Linked DNA regions of Homo sapiens: region 2 is linked to region 1. Evidence: chromatin loops called from intact Hi-C (ENCODE). Cell type or tissue: Caco-2. All regions are shown on one strand. Region 1 overlaps GABRA5 (gamma-aminobutyric acid type A receptor subunit alpha5). Region 2 holds the start of OCA2 (OCA2 melanosomal transmembrane protein).

Region 1 (2,500 bases):
CTGTGAGGCACGTCCCAAAGCAAAAAAAAAAAAAAAAAATTGAAGTGACTACAAATCTTGAGATGAGTAACTGTTATGCATGGTTTTCAATGGACTGGCTAATTGGATCTCATGTAGCAAAATGGGCAGAAATTTCATGTTCATTTTTGTATATAAGGTGCCAGAGAGGAAGTAATAGGTGGTCTCTACTCTCACTGTTGATGGAAGTGAAACTGGTACTATTTTTCTAGAGAACAGTTTGAAAATCTGTATTAATATCAAAAATTTATGTTTTGTCCAATTCCTGGGATTTGTTCAAAGGATATACGTAGGTGCTTGGACCAGAATGTTATCACAGAGAAAAAAAATAGATGTATCGTGAATTTTTTTACAGAAATCATATAAACACAGGATAACCACATGATGGGATGTGCTATATCACAAAGTTTCAAAACAATGTTTAATGACATGGGAAATGTTTTCAATGCTGTATATTTTAAAATTGTAAAGCTATTCACAAAAGTTTTCAGTGAATGAGGCCACTCAAAAACTATAGGAGACTATGTGTGCATACACACAGACATACACATATGTATTCATGAATGTCTACACGCAGGGACACATAAACATGATACACACTAAAATATTAACATTGATTCTCTTTGGTCTTGGTGTTATCATAACCATATTCCGCACTTTGTAATTTTCTATGTTTTATAAATTTTTAAATCATATTTTGATTCTTGCCAATATAAAATGTGTTACCTTAAAAATTGCAAGTCAGCCAATACATCTGGTTTCATGAAAGAAGCTTTGAACTTGACACTTTGAACTTGACAATGTATAGCTATGCATGCTTGTACATATATACAAACACATCTCAGTGTCTAGTTCAAAACTTCCAGATATGTATGTATCCAAGTTACCTATTAATGCTATTTGATATTGACTACCAATCATGAAGCAAAAATGTGACAATGCTGCCCTCAAGTGGCCGTTTAAGGAATATGTGTATTTACTAGCCGTTTTCAAATAAGAACGAAACAGACTGCAGCTAGCTATACTGCATTAGAAAAGAGAAAAACCAAAACCAACCAACCAGAAAAAAAAAAAAGACAGTGGCTCTAGGAGATTAAAATATAATTTCCAAGGACTCATGACTACTAAATGACAGTCAGGACCTGAATTTAAGTCAGCCTAACTCCGAAGTCCACGATCTTTTCACTACATCGTATTTCCCCAATTCATGAATTAAGCAGGGGTTTCCACTCATGGGGAAAATCCAAATGGAGTGGAGTGTAAGCAATCATCAAAATATGTCTTCCTTAAAGTAAAAACAGCACAGAGGAATACATAGTGTGCAAAAGAGATGATGCAGAGCGGTATTCAGTGCACGACTGTCTAGTGGTATTTTACTTGGTGCAGCGTATCTACTACAATGTAAAAATGTCAACATTCTACAATGTTTGCCCAGATCTTTCTATTAAACAGGCACGGGCAAGTGACCTTGGGTGGAGCAGCGGCCGGGTTCTCTGAGCCAGGCAGAACCACGTGGTGCAGGCAGAGCCAGCCTTCTAGGGACTCCCTCCTTGCCTGTTGCAGTCACACAAGAGCCTACCGGGGGGACTTGCTCTCCTGCCAGGGGCCCAAAGACCAGGGGGACATTCCCTAAGGTGACCCTCACTGTGTGTTCTCACATAAGTTGGCACTTTTAGAAGGTGTGGGAAGATGGCAGATGAAAGGGAGCCATTGCCTCCCAATTCACTTGGTTATTATCTCTATATGCTCTTTATAACTTACGTAATGGTGTATGTATGTCAGATCTGGTGGGGTCTCTGAAACAGGTGGCCACCCTGTACTTCAGGCACTTATCTGGAGGGGACTATGGACCTGCTGCTATGTAATGACAACCAAAGGCTCTATCTCCCCTCACCCGAGAAAACAATTAAGGGACGGTCATCCATCTGGACCCTAGATGACCTCGGGCCAGTCCCTGGGTTCAGCTCCCCTAACCTCTCCAGCCCTGCAAAGGAAGGCGTGGCAGGGAGGAACTGCTCTGAGCTTCCTTGGAGTGACCTGACTGCCCTGCCTAGTGCTGGAAGCCTAATTCTGGGCATGGTTCTGTAAACTGGCTCACTCCATTTGCTGAAAAATGGTCCTCAAAGAAATTGTTCAGTACTTTATAGGCAGCCTCTTGAGGACGCAACAGGAGATGTTTGCTGCTCTCTTTGGGCTGATTCTGAGAAGCTACTGAATTTCACTTGTAAAATTCAGTGAATGCATGACCCACTCGTGGTAGGAAGTTCTTCAGAGCCAACATCATGGATAAGTTCCAGAAAAATGCCTCGGGCTCACTGCCAGACATTTGGGGAGCAAACAGCATACATTCCCTCAGCTTTTTTTGAATCTCTTATGTAAAGAATGCCAGCTCACTCAATTGTGTGTAACTCTGAATACTAATTTAAAGGAATTCAGAAACATGGCAGGGATTTCCCATTAAAAAATCTTATTCAATACAGTT
Region 2 (2,500 bases), 1.2 Mb before region 1:
TGTGTCTCTGTGTGTGTCTCTGTGTATGTGTATCTGTGTATCTGTGTCTGTGTATATCGTGTCTATCTCTGTATCTGTGTGTGTGTCTGTGTGTATCTGTGTGTGTCTGTGTATCTGTGTGTGTCTGTGTATCTCGTGTGTGTGTCTGTGCTGCAGGAGGGGCTGTCGGCAAGTGTAACCTTGGCGTCCTAGCTGGAGGGCCTCTCAGTGCCCGCTGGGAGAGCTCTGAAGGGAACAGAATGTTCACTGAGCATTTCCCCGTTCTTGTTCATAGGGAAAAGCCTGTCCGCAGTCCTGGGCCGCCTCTTTAGAGGTAAAGCTGGAAACTATCCCCGCGGAGAGCGCTGTCGGGGACGCCGGGGCGGCGTGGCCTTAGACGGAGCTGCTCTCAGCCCGCGCCGCCGGGGGCTGGGGAGCTGAGGGGCCGGGGGTGCGGAGCGGGCGAGCTGTGGGCGGGGCCATGTGGGCAGCTTTGTGGGCGTGGCCGGGAGGGGCGTGCTACGGGCGTGGCCGCACTGTGGGCGGGGCCGAGTGGGGAGTGCTGTGGGCGGGGCCGGGCCGGGGGCGTGCCTGGGTGGGGGACCCGCTGCGGGAGCGCCGAGCTCCCTCTGAGTTCTTACTTCGAAGGCTGTGCTCCGCTCACCATCCAGAGCGGAGGTGCGGACCTTAAACTCACTCCTGGAGAAAGATCTGCAAGTGCGCAGGTAAAGTGCACGTGCTCCGCGGTCGGGAGGAAGGAGGCGAGGAGCCAGACTAGCCTGGGAACAGGCAGGGAGGGTTTACACAGCCCCGGCTGAGTCGCGGCTTAGGAAGCAAGGCAAGTTCCCCTAAAGGTTAGTGTGCACAGACGGGTGCGACGGAGCCGACCTAGCGCGGCTGAGTCCGCCTGGGCCTGCAGCAGCTGCCCCCTGAGCACCCCCTCCGGCTCTCTGCCAGGCGACCCAGGAAAAAGTCGCCCCCTGGTGGGCCATGAGGTCATGGGTGGGGGGAGTTTGGAAAGGTTCAGACAGCAAATGTTCCACTTGAACTCCAGGGCAGCATCTGGCACTGCGGGGCCTCCTAGCCATGAGCCGTGGTCAGGCGTTTCCTTAGAATGGAATGCACTGGAGTGAAAACACTAAATCCCTCAAAGCTGCTTCTCTTTACTGTGGTCACACACAGTGAAATCAATGGGCATTAGTGCAGCTAGCTCTTTTCAAGGACACAATGTTAAGCACAGGAAGCCTGGTATGTGGACGCTCTGGGTTTGCAGAACCAGGCAGGGGCCAGGGGCTCAGGACAAGTGCCCGGTGCTCCCTTCCCATTGGGCGAATCAGAGCCTGGGGCCCGGCGGTGAAGCTCCCCAGGTGACTCTAATGTGCAGTGCACTTTGAGGAGCACTACTTAGACCAATGTGACAGTCTACAATGTGTAGATTTAGGGTGAGTGATTCTGAGGAAAAGAAACCCGAGGCTGTTAGCAGTTGTGGGCAGCTGCTGTCTACCTAAACCAGCTGCGGTTTGCTTGCTTGGTGAGCCTGAGCTTCGCGGGGCGGGCATGGCATCTGCCATCCAGGACCCTGGGACGGGGCCTGCCAGGGCAAGGAGCTGAGCATTGAACGCATCTGGGGATAACTATCTCTCATAGAAGAACTAATGAGGATTGAACCTGAACACAGAGATGAAAGAGCTGAGTAGACTGCAAAGAATTGCACAAAAACTGCTTGTTCTGCAAATTTAGTTTACAACAATTTGAGTGCAGTTCACATTGGTGTAATGTGATTTAGGATCATAAGTCCCTAAAGTTTCATTACACTGATGAAAAGCAAATGCCTATACTGTTCTTGTTTTATGAGAAGAACGCAACCTCCAGCCCCTGGAGCAGCTGAGATCTGAGGATATCAGGAATACCAGGAATGGGGAGGTCCTGGCTGTCCCTGGAAACCCAGCGGCATGACACCTGTGTCACCTGGGTCCCCGTTTCTATGCTGGAGTGGCAGGCAGCAAGGAAATATTTTGAGTTTGAGGCCATATGCATTTTGGAAAGATCACTGTGGCTGGGGGGTTGGGAGCAGCTGGGGAGTTGAAGAAAGCCACTGCCAAGGCCTTCCCACTGAGTGTGGTTGCCAGGCCGGGGCAGGGAAGCACTGGTGAGCTGCAGGGGGGATTCCCAGTTGGTGATGGGTGATGGATGGTGGGATCAGTGGGCCCCTGGGAAAGGCCAGGTGTGGCTTCAGCACTCTGGGAGTTTTGGGTACCTTTATGTCTAGGGACACAAAGAGGTAGATGGACACAGTGGTTTGAGCTGCAGAAGAGAGTTGGGCGGCCACCTGTCCACAGGTGAGGATGAGGTTTCTTGGGAGAGTAGAGAGAAAGGGGAGGCTTTTAACTGTTAGTAGTGGAAAGATGGCTTGCAATGGAGATAAAGGCTACCACAGAGGGGAGGAAAGCCCAGAGCCTGGAGGCCAGGGGGCAGGATCTGGGGCAGGGGCTGACCCAGTGTGGCATTCTCCATATGCTGG

Evidence for each region. Peaks named below come from ENCODE experiments on the same cell type or tissue, not always from the same donor. Only the 100,000 strongest peaks of a DNase experiment are listed, where the experiment ranks them.
Region 2: a loop joins it to region 1, with 8 times the contacts of the local background. A loop is called at or near these places in 3 of 110 quality-filtered maps.

What each region holds. Positions count from the first base shown.
Region 1 is chr15:26,887,966-26,890,465 of GRCh38, reverse strand. The region is part of intron 6 of GABRA5 (gamma-aminobutyric acid type A receptor subunit alpha5); the gene reads right to left. Among named protein-coding and RNA genes, the nearest start is that of GABRA5, 22 kb to the right of the region's middle. In Caco-2, no CTCF peak of the experiment used is centred here; a DNase peak (open chromatin) is centred at 965.
Region 2 is chr15:28,097,428-28,099,927 of GRCh38, reverse strand. OCA2 (OCA2 melanosomal transmembrane protein) reads left to right here and starts at 613. Exons shown (of 24, transcript NM_000275.3): 1 at 613-704. RefSeq lists an enhancer at 666-1,318. In Caco-2, a CTCF peak has its summit at 955 (motif pointing left); DNase peaks (open chromatin) are centred at 507 and 947; H3K4me3 peaks cover 1,588 bases.